Regions from separate parts of the Homo sapiens genome. Here regions 1, 2 and 4 are each linked to region 3. A link is a contact called in ENCODE Hi-C or POLR2A ChIA-PET data. All regions are on one chromosome and are shown on one strand. The core of a region is the stretch at or near the end of the contact, and the rest is flanking DNA. Distances in the headings are between cores, read along the strand shown. Region 1 holds the start of ZNF675 (zinc finger protein 675). Region 2 holds the start of ZNF724 (zinc finger protein 724). Region 3 holds the start of LINC02987 (long intergenic non-protein coding RNA 2987). Region 4 holds the start of ZNF726 (zinc finger protein 726).

Region 1 (3,197 bases), core at 684-3,183, 4.1 Mb after region 3:
CAGTTATCAGTGTTATACACCTAAATTGAAGAAACAAACCTGATATTTAAGCAGACATAAATTCAGTAATAAATGTGAACTCATGGAGAACCTAGACAGCCAACAGCCACTTGCTCATTCCTGAGTTTGGAAGGGCCCTTCTGAATTGTGAGATGATGTACCCAAGGTTAAAGGTCCTGAAGTGTTCCCGAAGGACATGTTGACTCTCATACTTGGGCCAGGAATATGTCACAATATTTTCTGAGGGCAGGGACCAGACAGGAGTGTCACATCACCTAAATAGGAATATGTTACAACCTTCTCCTGACAGCAGGACACAGGCAGCAGAGTCACATCACCTGGGTGCTGAGCCCAGCAATAGGTAACAATGCTTTCTGTGGCTCAAGGCCCAGGCAGGAGAGACACATCACCTGCTACCTAGGCTTAATGATAAGTCACAATTTTTCCTGTGGGCAGAGTGCAGGGAAAAATGGACAGTTGCATCTCTTAGGTGATTGATGCAGAGATATGTCACAAGGCCCTCTGTAAAAAAGGCTCAGGCAAGGGCCTCCCATTTTATATATGTTGGGCCTAGTAATATGTTCTATTGTGCAAAATATTCTGGGCCTGGGTAAAAGAAGAGAGCCACATAACCTGAATGCAGAACTTAGCAATATGTCATGATGCACCCTGTGGGTAGCGCCAATGCAAGAAAAAAGACTCACATTACCTTTATTCTTGACTTAAAGTCTTATGTCTTGTAAGAGAATATTGAATAATGCAAAAATACATGTAGACATGTCTGCGTGTGATTGGTGCTTATACTCACACAGTTCACCACACCACAGGAGAAAACAGATAACCACAGGCTGACCGTTAGGGCCAAGGCCAAATAGCAAAATAAGTTTGCCTTTAATCTATTTTCTCCATATCTAAACATTGGAGGTTAAGACTGTGGACAGATCTGAAGATACAGAGTTTTCTTGTTTTGTGGCTTCATCATTCTTTGTTCACTGTCTGATGTTTGGAATTAAGGTGAGCAACAGGTGGGCAGCAGTAGTTAATAAAATAACCAGAGGTAACCACAGGTCGACCTGTGGTTATTTTATTCTATCTGTCCTCTGTTCTTTCTATGGTCACTAACTGTTTTTTCCTTGGAATTGAAGAGAGATGTTGGTAGAGAGAGGCTGTCCCCTCACCTCTGGCAAAAAAGGGATGTTCAGGCTCTTCTTCACCCCCCTGACATCAGAGCTGCATTTTAATGTGGCAGCTATTGGCCACGTGTGGCTACTGGGTGCCTGGAATGTGGCTGGTCTGAATTGCAATGTGTTAGGTAAAATAGAGTTATTTTCAAAGATTTAGTTCCATATATGTGTGTGTGTGTGTGTGTGTGTGTGTGTGTGTGTATACACATATATACATATATATGTGTATTTCATCAATAATTTCATATTGCTCTCATACTAAAATGATAGTACTTTGGATATATTGGGTTAGATTGTTACAATCAATTCCACTTGTTTTTTTCTTTTTAAAGTTTGACTACTAGAAAATTTAAAATTCACATGTGGCTCACATTTTATTTGAGGATTGCCTCTTTTTAAAATTCTCAGGCTGCCTACTCAAAGGACCAGAAGCCAGGAAGGTCATAAAGTCTGAAATTCTAAAATAATTATTATTATATTATTTTTCTTTGTGAGTAGCCATATATCATTTATAAATGTATATGACCTTATACACAAGGTTAAATACAAATACCCTATGGGATGGGCCTGGCTCAGCTAAAAGAGGAAGCCCCGGCTGAAAAGGCTGCAGCGCAGGCTATCAGTCTTCACTCAGCCCAGTGTCTGATCACATCTTCTGTCACTCAGGGCCTGAAGGGTCAGGACCTTAAACGTTGTCCAATCAGGCACGCTGGGCTGGGAACCGTCCAATCAGGCACGCAGCTGGAGCAGACAAGATGGCTTCCGGGATTTGGCGGCGCCTTTGTCTCTCGCTGCAGCCGGAGCTCCAGGTCTCGCTTTCATTGCTCTGTGTCCTCTGCTCCTAGAGGTCCAGCCTCTGTGGGCCTGTGACCTGCAGAAATTGAGAGATCCACAGCTAAGACTCCAGGACCCCCTGGAAGCCTAGAAATGGTGAGAGTTACGGGTGCGACATCCCGAGAGGGGGAAGGGGCTGGTTGGAACCCGTGGGAAATGGCTATGGCGGGACTCAGGCCTCCCCGCAGTCAGCTCCACAATCTGCACCCCGAGTTCTCCTTCCCCAGCTCGGCTCAGTCCCCTGCAGCCATAAGATGGCGGCGCGCTGACAGCCAGCCCCGGGGCATCCCGTCTCTTCTCTGCCTAGTGACTGTGCCCTGGCCTGTAGCCCTCTCTGGGCAGCTCTGTACCCGCAGCGCCGCATTTCTCTCAGATTGTGCAGGGACCACAGGAGGGCCGTCACCGGAGAATCCTGACTCAGGGTGCGGGTTCATTAATGGGAAGAGTTTTGGTCCGTGGGGTTCCCAGTTCCTGTTTTCTCCTATTAAAATTTTATGGGAGGGCCGGGCGCGGTGGCTCAGGTCAGTAATACCAGCACTTTGGGAGACCGAGGTGGGTGGATCACCTGAGGTCAGGAGTTCAAGACCAGCCTGACCAACATGGTGAAACCCCGTTTCTACTAAAAATACAAAATTAGCCGGGCGTGGTGGCACATGCCTGTAATCCCAGATACTCAGAAGGCTGAGGCAGGAGAACCGCTTGAACCCGGGAGGTGGCGGTTGCAGTGAGCCGAGATGACGCCATTGCACTCCAGCCTGGTTAACAAGACCGAAACTCCGTCTTAAAAAATATATAAATAAATAAGTTAAATAAATAAATAAATTATGGGGATCACCACAAAAATATTGGAGAATTTAATCAAAGAGTGATTCAAAAATTGTGGAGCATTCAGCTGTGGTTTGGAGCTTGTGACTTTATGAGAGCAGCTTGAAGGAAAGACTTTTAAAGGTACATGATGAAGAAAACCAAATTAAATAATTGGTTAGGTACAGTTCATAGTTACTTGACTTGTACAATTAAGGTGGACATTTCCTGGTTATGTAATCAGAGGTTAATTGGCAGTTTATGATTGGTTAAGCCTAAATTTTTGTTTCCCTCAATTCAGTAATTTGCAAAAAAATGCATTTGAGTTAGAGTTTTTAAAAAATAGGAACCCAGGGACTAGAGTAACCTCCGTCT
Region 2 (3,569 bases), core at 1,036-3,535, 4.5 Mb after region 3:
TGTTAGTCAGGATGGTCTTGATCTTCTGACCTCGTGATCCACCTGCCTTGCCTCCCAAAGTGCTGGGATTACAGGCCTGAACCACCGTGCCCAGCCTCTAATTTTTTATTTCTGATTTAAAGTTGGATGTCTTGGCCGGGCACGGTGGCTCACTTTGGGAGGCCGAGGTGGGCAGATCACGAGGTCCGGAGATGAAGACCATCCTGGTTAACATGGTGAAACACTGTCTCTACTAAAAATACAAAAAAAATCAGCTGGGCGTGGTGGCACGCACCCATAATCCCAGCTACTGGGGAGGCAGAAGTAGGAGAATAGCTTGAACCCGGGAGGTGGAGGTTGCAGTGAGCCAAGGTCGCATTGCGCTGCTGCACTCCAGCCTGGGTAACAGAGTGAGACTCTGTCTCAAAATAAATAAATAAAAAGAAAGTTGGATGTCTTGTAAGATAATGCTGAGTAATGCAGAAATACACGTAGACATTTATGCATGTGATTTGTACTTACACAGACCCCCCCACACCACAAAATAAAACAGATAACCACAGCCTGACCATTAGGGCCAAGGTCAAATAGCAAAATAAGTTTGCCTTTAATCTGTTTTCTTCATATATAAACATTGGAGGTCAAGACTGTGGACAAGGCTGGGCTCATGCCTGTAATCCCAGCACTTTGGGAGGCTGAGGCGGGTGGATCATGAGGTCGGTAGTTCAAGACCAGCCTGGCCAAGATGGAGAAATTCTGTCTCTACTAAAAATACAAAAATTAGCTCGGCGTGGTGGTGGGCGCCTGTAATGTCAGCTACTCAGGAGACTGAGGCAGGGAATTGCTTGAACCCAAGAGGTGGAAGTTGCAGTGAGCCAAGATCGTGCCACTGCACTCCAGCCTGGGTGACAGAGCAAGTCTGTCTCAAAAAAAAAAAAAAAAGGCCGGGCGTGGTGGGTCACGTCTGTAATTCCAGCACTTTGGGAGGTGGGAGCCGGCAGATCACCGGAAGTCGGGAGTTCAAGACCAGCCTGACCAACATGGAGAAACCCTGTCTCTAATAAAAATACAAAAGATTAGCTGGGTGTGGTGGCACGTGCCTGTAATCCCAGCTACTTGGGAGGCTGAGGTAGGAGAATTGCTTGGACCTGGGAGGTGGAGGTTGTGGTGAGCCGCGATCCTGCCATTGCACTTCACTGCACTCCAGCCTGGGCAATAAGAGTGAAAGTCTGTCTCAAAAAAGACTGGACAGATATGAAGACATAGAGTTTACTTCTCCTGTCACCCCATCACTTGTTGTTCACTGTTTAATCTGGAAGGAAGGTGGTCAACAGGTGGCCAGCAGTGGTCTATGTGTGGTTATTTTATTCTTGCTGCCTTCTGCTCTTTTATGGCCACTATCTGTTCCACCCTGGGAACTGAAGAGATGTTGGTAGGAAGAGGCTTTCCCCCACCTCTGATGTCCAGGCCCTTCACTCAGCTGACATCGCAGCTGCACTTCAATATGGCAGCTATTGGCCACGTGTGGCTCCTGGGTGCCTGGAATGTCGCTGGTCTAAACTGCGATGTGCTGGAATGGTAAAATACAGAGTGAGTTTCAAAGATTTAGTGATATATATATATATATATATATATATATATATATATATGTATATATATATACACACACACATATATATACATATATACACACATACATATATACATATATACACACATATATACATATATACATACATATACATGTATATACATATATAATTATTGCTCACATATTAAACTGATAATATTTTGGATATATTGGGTAAGTTAAATTGTTACAATCAACTCCACCTTTTTCTTGTTTCTTTTTAAAGTTGGCTACTAGAAAATTCAAAATTCACATGTGGCTTATATTTTATTTCAGAGGATTGCCTTTTTAAAAAAGTCTCAGGCTGCTTGCTCAAATGCCAGAAGCCAGGAAGATCATAAAAACTGAAATTTTAAAATTATTGTTATTATATATTTTTCATTTGTGAATAGCCGTATAGTATGTTATTTATAAATACATGAAACCTCATACACGAGGTCAAATGCAAATACCCTCCGGGGTGGGCTAAGCTCAGGGAGGAAGCCCTGCCTGAAAACGCTGCAGCTTAGGCTGTCACTCTTTCTTCATTCAGTCCAGCGTTTGGTCAGGTCTTCTGTCACTTAAGGCCTGAAGGGGCTGGGCCTTAGACGTTTTCCAATCAGGGACCCTGAGCTGGGGACCGTCCAATCAGGCACGCAACTGGAGCGGACAGGGCGGCTTCCGGGATTTGGCGGGGCCTTTGTCTCTCGCTGCAGCTGGAGCGCTTGGTCTCGTCTTCCCTGCTTTGTGTCCCCTGCTCTTAGAGGCCCAGCCTCTGTGGCCCTCTGACCTGCAAGCATTGGGAGATCCACAGCTAAGACGCCAGGGCCTCCCCTGGAAGCCTAGAAATGGTGAGAGTGGCGGCTCCGACATCCGGAGAGAGAGGGAGGGGCTGGTTGAAACCTGTGGGAAGTGGCTGTGGCGGACTCGGGCCTCCCCGCAGTCATCTCCACAAACTGCGCCCTGAGTTCTCCTTGCCCAGCTGGGCCTCAGTCCCCTTCAGCCATAAGATGGCGGCTTCGCTGACAGCCGGCCCCCGGGCGTCTTGTCTCTTCCCCGCCCAGTGACTGTGCCCTGACCTGGAGCCCTCTCTGGGCAGCTCTGCTCCCGCAGCGCAGCGTCTCTCCCAGATTGTGCAGGGACCAAGGGAGGGTAGTCAGGGGAGAATCCTGACTCGGGGAGCGGGTTCATGAATGGGAAGGGCTTTAGTCCGCTGCGTTTCCAGTTCATCTTTCCCCCTATTAAAAATTTATGGCAGGCCGGGCGCTTTGGTTCACGCCTGTAATCCCAGCACTTCGAGAGGCCGAGGCGGGCGGATCACCCGAGGCCAGGAGTTCGAGACCAGCCTGGCCAACATGGCGAAACCCCATCTCTACTAAAAATATAAAAATTAGTCTGGCACAGTGGCCTGCGCCTATAATGCTAGCACTTTGGGAGGCCGAGGTGGGCGGATTACGAGGTCAGGAGTTCGAGACCAGCCTGACCAACATGGTGAAACCCCCGTTTCTACTAGAAATACAAAAAATTAGCCGGGCGTGGTGGCGCGGTCCTGTAATCCCAGCTACTCAGGAGGCTGACGCAGAAAAATCGCTTGAACCCGGGAGGCGGAGGTTGCAGTGAGGCGAGCTGACGCCATTTGCTGTCCAGCTTGGGTGACAGAGCTTGACTCTGTCTCAAAAAAAAAAAGCCGGGCATAGTGGCGCATGCTTGTAATCCCAGCCACTCGGGAGGCTGAGGCGGGACAATCGCTTGAACCTGGGAGGAGGTTGCAGTGAGCCAAGATCGCGCCACTGCACTCCAGCCTGGGCGACAGAGTAAGAAGACTCTGTCTAGAAAAAAAAAAAAAAAAGGCAGTCTCTGCAAAAATATTAAATAATTTAATCAAAGAGTGGTTCAAAAATTTTAGAGCACCCCTATGGGTTGTAGTTTTTGGTTTATAAGAGGGGCTTGAAGGACTTTGATAAGGTGCATGATGCAAAAA
Region 3 (3,674 bases), core at 1,027-3,526:
AGAGCCCAGTGCCCAGGGGCGTCTCACCCACTGTGGAGACAGGCCCTTATATTAGGTGGCAATGGGGCCACCTGAGTTCTGGACCATGGCTCAAGCCCAGGCCAAGCAGCCCTGGAGTAAGGGCATGAGGCAGGGGGCCCCAAGCCAAGTTGAACACTGGGGTACCGTCCCTGGAGCAGCCTGGGGTACCCTGACAGCACCCATGCCCCAGTCTGCACACACCCCTTGTTCTGAAATTAACAGCCTGCAGGGGTGTCCTCAGTATCAGAACTAGTGGGCCACACAAAGCCCTGGAGGACTCTACAAACCCAGGTCCATGGGGAGCAGCCCTGTAAGGGCCAGATGGCTGGGTGGAAAAGCTGACCAAGTCTTCCTTCCTTTCAGCCAAATCTGGAAGAAAGGCACCTTGCCTAGAGCAGTGTTCCTGGTACCCAGGCCTCTGTGGGCATCCTTCAGCACAAAGACCCTCTCCAAGGGGGGATGGGCTGGCCCTCCCAGGACCACCAACCCACTTCCAGAAGCCCATGGGTCATCCCCACCTTCACCTGACTGGGCTGTCCCTGACGCTAAGGCCCAGCAGCACGAAGGGGATTCCACACAAATCAGGGCAGTAGGCTGCTCTCTGGCGGCACTGGGGGCTTAGGGTCTGGCCAGCCTGTCCCTGGCTCAGGACACATGCCTGGAAATTAGGGTTTTCTCCTCTGCTCTTAGCATCTCCTGGGTAAACCAATAATTACTCTCCCTCATGTCTCAAAATTCACATCTATCTAAAAGGCGCTAGTGAGGGTGACATTTCCAGGAAGCCATAGCCCATGTCACCCCCTGCAAAGCTGTGACCTTTTCCGCGGGCAGGCCAGGCGGCGGAGTTCTCCCAAAAGCGGATGAACTGGCACTCTGGCTGGAGAAAGCAGAGAGCAGCAGCACAATGGACAGCGTCTGGGACCTCAGGCCGATTCCACAGCAGCTTAGGAAAGCAGGAGGCCCCCTGGGCGGGAGGAGGCTTGATGCTCTGGAGGGAAACGGAACTGAGCAGCGGGAGGTGGGGTGAGCCTGAGACCCGACCGATTTTGGCAAAGGCGAGGCGCACTTTGCAGTATCATACTCTCCTCACTGCCCAGCCCAGACCTGCCCTTCAAGTCCCTCTATGGACTCACTCCCCTTAGCCAGGGGTGGCACAGATTCAGTAGCCAGCATGGGTTTGGAAACAGAGGTCAACACCGCCCTGCCCCTCCCTGCGGGGCTGCGCAACACCCTTGAACCCTGCGCATGCTGAGACTGTAGTCCCATAGCCCTGCGACCAACGGCCGGAAGCAGCTAAGACACTATTACCAGCATGCCCGGCAGGAGGGCACCGCGCTGCCCCCCCCCCTCAAGGGACCAGCATCATCCCCACTCCCGTAGCATACTGGGATTGTAGTCCCGCAGCTCTGCCACCAACAGCCAGAAGCAGTTAAAAAACTGTTCCTCTCAGCATGCCCTGCAAGGCGCGCACCGCTGCTGTACCTCCCTTAACGTATCCGTAACCTCCCTCAACGTATCCGTACCTCCCTCAACGTATCCATACCTCCCTCAAGGTATCCGTACCTTCCTCAAGCTATCCGCACCACCCTCTCTTCCATTTCATGCGAAGATTGTAGTCCCGCAGCCCTGCGACCAGCGGCCGGAAGCAGCTAAGATGCTACTGCTCCCAGCATGCCCCGCGAGGCGCGCACAGCACAGGCCCTCTCTCAAGGTCACCACCTCCACTCCCGTTGTATGCTGGGATTGTAGTCCGGCCGCCCTGTGACTAACGGCTGGAACCGCCTAAGACACCACCCCAGCCAGCATGGCCGGCAGGAGCGCACCGCGCTGTCTCCCTCCAGGGATCCGCACCGCCCTACAATCCTGCTTTGTGCTGAGATTGTAGTCCTGCAGGCGTACAACTAACAAGCTGGGTGCAGATAAGAGACTACAGCTCCCCGCATCCCAAGCAAAGGTCCCTCCTCTACGGAGCCCCTCCACGCGTCCACTGCGGTTCCGCCGTGCCAAGGGGAGCTTGGCTGTTCACGGGCCTCACCTGCTAGCGAGAAGATAGCTTGGCCGGGCGGCTGATCTCACCTTGTAATTCTGACACTGTGTCTCCCGGGCTTGTCGGCTTCATGACTTGTGCCCAAAGTTTGATTTCTCGCAGACCAGGTAAAAGCCAAGAGGCTCTCATAGGCGCCTTGGCAGAGTTGCCATTGGAACGGGCGTCCTCTAGTAGCTGGGATCTCCCCGCCCCTTCCTCCTGAGGGGCCACTCCTTTCTGCCCCACCCTTCTTATTGCCCCACCCTTTGCCACACTCCTTCAGAGATGCGCAGTGCTGCCCCTTTCTATGGGCAGGGCCGAAGGTCCGCGTGTAAAAGTACCCAGTCCCTGGTAACCTGACACTTCCCTTTTAAAAGCCACCTTTTGTCTATCTCTGGCCTGCCACGATTCTTCCTGTGCTCCATAGGAGGACCCATTGGACCCCCGGGCTGGCTGCAGGGCCCACACCTGGGTTAGACCTCGCACAGGGACGCTGCTGCCACTGTAATAAAGCGTGCCTACACGCTTCTGAAACTGGTGTAGGAACAACCTCAGTTCTGTGAAAGGCGGACGCAGCAGGACAGAATCTCCGTGGACATCTGTCTGGAGGAGCAATTTTACTGCGACATTTTAAAGAAACAAATTTAATTGATTTCCAAGGTAAGAAATTAAACCTTGAAAACTAAACTGAAAAGTCATCTGTGTTTGACAAGTCAGACTTTCTCCAAGAAGAAAACTAAGGAGTGCATATTTTCCATTATTATAAATAGTGAAAATGAGAAATCATAGCAACTCCCTGGAAAATCTTGCTCTGCCAGTTTTCTAAATCACAGTAGGGCCTCGATATGGTTTTATTTGTTTTTGTTTTTGTTTTGGAGTGTGTTCACCTTTTGAATATAAGAATTTGCGGTTTTGACCAAGTTTTTAAATTTTCAGCTATTGTTTATTTGTTTTTGTATTATATTTAATTTTTCTGTCTCTCCCTCTCTGTCTCAGACTCAATCATTTCACAGGTCTCTTAGGCCTCTTTTCATTTTCTTTAAACTTGTTTCAGTCTTCAGATTGGATGGTTTATATTGCTGTCTTCTGTTTCTACTCTGTAAACTAAAAGTTCTTTTTATTTTATTATTTTATTGTCTTCTATTTTACTCTTTTTATAATTTCCATGTCTCTGCTGAGACTCTACATGAGTTAATTCATTATGAGAATATTTTCCTTTACCCCCATGAACGTACTTATAATAGCTGCCCTGAAATACTTGTCTGCTGATTACATCATCTCGGACATCTTAGAAATAGCTTCTGCTGCCTGCTTTTTATCTTGTGTATAGTTTGCATGTTACATTTCTTCACACATTTTATGAATTTTAATATTGTGTAATAGAAATTATAAATATTAGTTATAGAGACTAAATTCTGTTGTATTCTTTGGAAGAGCATTGTTATTATTTGAAGAGGGGGTAAATGTGGCTGAATTCAAACAGAATAATTATCTTCCCTACGGTGGGAAAGGTTGAAATTCTCATTCAGTCACACACACGTATGTATGTATTGTATATAGATGAATGTTTCTATGTAACTATATATAATATTTTATCCAGATTGTATCATTGTTATCTGTGAGAGTG
Region 4 (3,551 bases), core at 670-3,169, 3.9 Mb after region 3:
AAATCTTGACCCAAAAACATTCTAAGATATCTGTGACTAGGTAAAATAAAAGAAAAAAACACAGATATTTTACAATAGTGTCAGATTATTCTTTGCTTTATTCTCGTAGGAAATATTTAGAAAAAAAATCATTGTAAATGTGCCATCAAATGCTTTGTCAAAAAATAATTAATTCACCAGGCACGGTAGCTCACATGTGTAATCCCAGCTCTTTGGGAGGCCGAGGCAGGAGGATGACTTGAAACCAGAAGTTCAAGACCAGCCTGGCCAACATAGTGAAACCCCGTCTCTACTAAAACTACAAAAATTAGCCAGGCGTGGTGCCAGGCATCTGTAATTCCAGCTACTTGGGAGACAGAAATGAGAACCGTTTGAGCCCAGGAGGCGGAGGCTGCAGTGAGCCTAAGTCATGCCACTGCACTCCAGCCACTGCACTGCAACAGAGCAAGGCTCTGTCTCAAATACTTTTAAAAAAAAAAAAAGATTCATTAAAATAGGTATCAATATGTACACTAAAGGACAAATAGTTGATAAAGTCAATTAGAGAGGAGAAACTGGCATTTGGCAACGTCAGACAAAACTGGAAATTTAGTATTTTACTGCAAGCCAGTCAGGCTGGAGGAATAAGGGATGAGGGGCAGACTTGAGGCCCTGCTTGGGACACTTGTGAAAAATTCAGGGAAAAAATCAGTCCCCTGTGGAGTGTGAAAACCATTAAGTGGCAGGAAATTAGATTGAGGTGGCTCTAGTCCCTGGATTTCTACTTCTAAAAAAAAAGTCTAAACTCAAGAGCATTTTTTTGTAAATTACTACATTGGCAGAAACAAAATTCAGGCTTAACGCTTAACCAACTATAAACTGCCAATTAAGCTCTGATTACATAACCATGATATTTCCACCTTGATTGTAAAAATTAAGAACTAGGACGGGGGCAGTGGCTCACGCCTGTAATCCCAGAACTTTGGAAGGCCGAGGTGGGTGGATCACCTGAGGTCAGGAGATCGAGACCTGCCTGACCAACACGGTGAAACCCCCGTCTCCGCTAAAAATAAAAAAAATTGCCAAATGTGGTGGCAGGCGCCTGTAGTCCCAACTACTAGGGAGGCTGAGGCAGAAAAATCGCTTGAACCCGGGAGGTGGAGGTTGCAGTGAGCCGAGATCACGAAACTGCACTTCAGCCTGGGCAACAGAGACTCTGCCTCAAAAAAAAAAGAAAATGAAAACAAAACAACAACAACAAAATAACAACAAAATCTACATAACCGTACCTAGCCAATTACGGAATTTGGTTTTATGATGAAACTTATAAAAACCTTTCCTTCCATGGAATACAAATTAGAAACCACAGCAAGGTGCTCTAAAATTTTTGAATCACACTTTAAATTATTTAATGTTTTTGCAGTGAGGCCCATAAATTTTTAATAGGAAAAAATGGCCTGAAAACCCCACGGACCAAAGCTCTTCCCATTCATGAGCCCGCACCCGGAGTCAGGATTCTGCCCTGACGTTCCTCCCATGGTCCCTGCACAATCTGGGAGAGACGCGGGGCTACTGGTGCAGAGCTGCCCAAAGAGGGCTCCAGGCCAGGGCACAGTCACTGCGCAGTGAAGAGACAGAACGCCCGGGAGCCCGGCTGTCAGCGCAGCCGCCATCTTAAGGCTGAAGGGACTGAGGCCGAGCTGGGCAACAACTCGGGCGCAGATTGTAAAACTGACAGCGAGGAGGCCTGAGTCCCGCCACTGCCGCTTCCCACCGGTTCCAGCCAGCCCCGTTCCCTCTCTTGGGATGTCGCACCCGGCACTCTCACCATTTCTAGGCTTCCAGGGGGCAGGTCACAGGGCCACAGAGGCTGCGCCCCTAAAAGCAGAAGACACAGAGTAGTGAGGACGAGACCTGGAGCTCCGGCCGCAGATAGAGACAAAGGCCCCGCCAAATCCCGGAAGCCGCCCTGTTCGCTCCAGCTGCGTGCCTGATTGGACAGTTCCCAGGACAGCGTCTCTGATTGGATAACGTTTAAGAACCCCGCTTTCTAAGGCCCTGAGTGACAGAAGATGTCATCAGACGTTGGGCTGAATGAAGAAAGATTGACAGCCTAAGCCTCAGCCTTTTCAGGCGGGGCTTCCTCCCGGAGCTGAACGAGGCCCATCTCAGAACACGGAAAAATTTTCTCTCTTCTTTGCTGTCTTTTTTTCAACGTATTAAATATGTGAATAATTTTTTTTTTAGACAAAGTTTCGCTCTTGTTGTCCAGGCTGGAGTGCAATGGCGCGATCTCGGCTCACTGCAACCTTCGCCTTCCGGGATCAAGCGATTCTCCTGCCTCAGCCTCCATAGTAGCTGGGACTACAGGTGCACACAGCCACACCGGGCTAATTTTTGTTTTTTGGTTTTTTTTAGTAGAGATGGGGTTTCGCCACGTTAGCCAGGCTGGTTTCGAACTTCTGACCTCAGGAGATCCACCCGCCTCGACCTCCCAAAATGCTAGGATTACAGTCGTGAGCCACCATGCCTGGCCGACTCGATATTATCTTTAAAGCAAAATTAGGAATACCTTTATTCCCCAGATGTTGGAATATCTGGACACTCCTCCGTCTGGTTCTGCTTAGTAAACATTATTAATTCATTTCCTTAACCATAAATATCTAGAGGCTAGGAATGCCTAACTTACTGAGAATGCAGCCCAGCGAGTCTCAGCGTCATTTTCCTAGCTCTCTCTCAAAACGGAGTCGCTCTGGTTCAAATGATTCTGACATATTTTTCGCCTTCCTTTACAAGAGGACCCTTAATCCTAAGAGTTGCAGAGAGACAAAGATTCGTCTTCTGTAACTTTTTCAGGCTGATTAGGGGCGATAATATTCCTGCCTAACCATTGGTCTCTTGCATTCAGGGTAGAGAGAAATTCAGTCAGACAGTGTTGGTATGGTGAAGGTCGTTCATAACTTCTAGTTCCAAAAGAAGGTGATGTCTAGAAGATTAATAAGCGTCCAATTTAAGAAAGCATTTAGTGAGCTTGTCTTGCATTCCTACACAAAGAGTACAACCACAATATATTCCACAACAGCAAAGCAAAATTAGTAAAATTATTCCACGTAAACTAAACAGGAAAGCCTTTCAAGAAGTGGGCAGTTGTTAGAACCAAACTGATATATGGTTCACTGATAGCACATAAATGGCAGAGATGTGAGTGCATAAAACTTTTATGCCCTGGGTTATGTTATGTAAATAGTCTGGAGCACACACAAAACATTTGGTTTTGATCAAAGCATAGGTTTCCTTTTGAGTCTCTGTTTAAATGTCTACATACACAACAGTTTGTTCGATTATGTAGACAGGATGAAGTCTGTGCCCACTCAGTAAATAAGTTACTCTCTGCATGATTTCAACTAATTCCCAAAAGTAGAAAGCCAATCTATATCTTTATGTTACCCATCCCTTTCATTTCTTCTGAACAGGAGTCAAAGGTCACTGGCTCATGGGAATAAACAGGATCAGTTTCTTCTGTTCTGCCGTCCTGTAGGACTTCATAAGAGACAGGTTTAATTCGAGTTAAG

The links. A loop is a pair of places that touch in the nucleus more often than their neighbours do. ChIA-PET counts read pairs that join two places held with the same protein, here RNA polymerase II (POLR2A). Pooled maps may share reads with other maps.
Region 1: a map of CD8-positive, alpha-beta T cell shows a loop between it and region 3 (7-fold over the local background). The contact joins the promoter of ZNF675 here to the promoter of LINC02987 in region 3. A Hi-C loop is called at or near these places in 2 of 168 maps with a recorded cell type or tissue (CD8-positive, alpha-beta T cell and naive thymus-derived CD4-positive, alpha-beta T cell), 3 of 37 single-sample maps with no recorded cell type and 8 of 50 pooled maps. POLR2A ChIA-PET finds 5 or more read pairs at or near these places in 1 of 52 experiments (CD4-positive, alpha-beta T cell).
Region 2: a map of naive thymus-derived CD4-positive, alpha-beta T cell shows a loop between it and region 3 (24-fold over the local background). The contact joins the promoter of ZNF724 here to the promoter of LINC02987 in region 3. A Hi-C loop is called at or near these places in 1 of 168 maps with a recorded cell type or tissue (naive thymus-derived CD4-positive, alpha-beta T cell) and 10 of 50 pooled maps. POLR2A ChIA-PET finds 5 or more read pairs at or near these places in 1 of 52 experiments (activated naive CD4-positive, alpha-beta T cell).
Region 4: a loop to region 3 is called in a map of CD4-positive, alpha-beta T cell, with 5 times the contacts of the local background. The contact joins the promoter of ZNF726 here to the promoter of LINC02987 in region 3. A Hi-C loop is called at or near these places in 3 of 168 maps with a recorded cell type or tissue (CD4-positive, alpha-beta T cell and naive thymus-derived CD4-positive, alpha-beta T cell), 1 of 37 single-sample maps with no recorded cell type and 11 of 50 pooled maps. POLR2A ChIA-PET finds 5 or more read pairs at or near these places in 1 of 52 experiments (activated B cell).

Annotation. Positions count from the first base shown.
Region 1 is chr19:23,685,948-23,689,144 of GRCh38, reverse strand. ZNF675 (zinc finger protein 675) reads left to right here and starts at 1,933. Exons shown (of 4, transcript NM_138330.3): 1 at 1,933-2,114. The coding sequence starts at 2,112. RefSeq lists enhancers at 1,666-1,715, 2,006-2,395, 2,527-3,197.
Region 2 is chr19:23,249,110-23,252,678 of GRCh38, reverse strand. ZNF724 (zinc finger protein 724) reads left to right here and starts at 2,285. Exons shown (of 4, transcript NM_001355404.2): 1 at 2,285-2,439. The coding sequence starts at 2,437. RefSeq lists a silencer at 2,185-2,244 and an enhancer at 2,375-2,664.
Region 3 is chr19:27,792,033-27,795,706 of GRCh38, reverse strand. LINC02987 (long intergenic non-protein coding RNA 2987) reads right to left here and starts at 2,276. Exons shown (of 7, transcript NR_146733.1): 1 at 2,098-2,276. It overlaps LINC00662 (long intergenic non-protein coding RNA 662), which reads left to right and starts at 1,767. Exons shown (of 3, transcript NR_027301.1): 1 at 1,767-2,175; 2 at 2,475-2,707. RefSeq lists enhancers at 1-388, 1,555-2,034.
Region 4 is chr19:23,913,254-23,916,804 of GRCh38, reverse strand. It overlaps ZNF726 (zinc finger protein 726), which reads right to left and starts at 1,919. Exons shown (of 4, transcript NM_001244038.2): 1 at 1,808-1,919. The coding sequence starts at 1,810.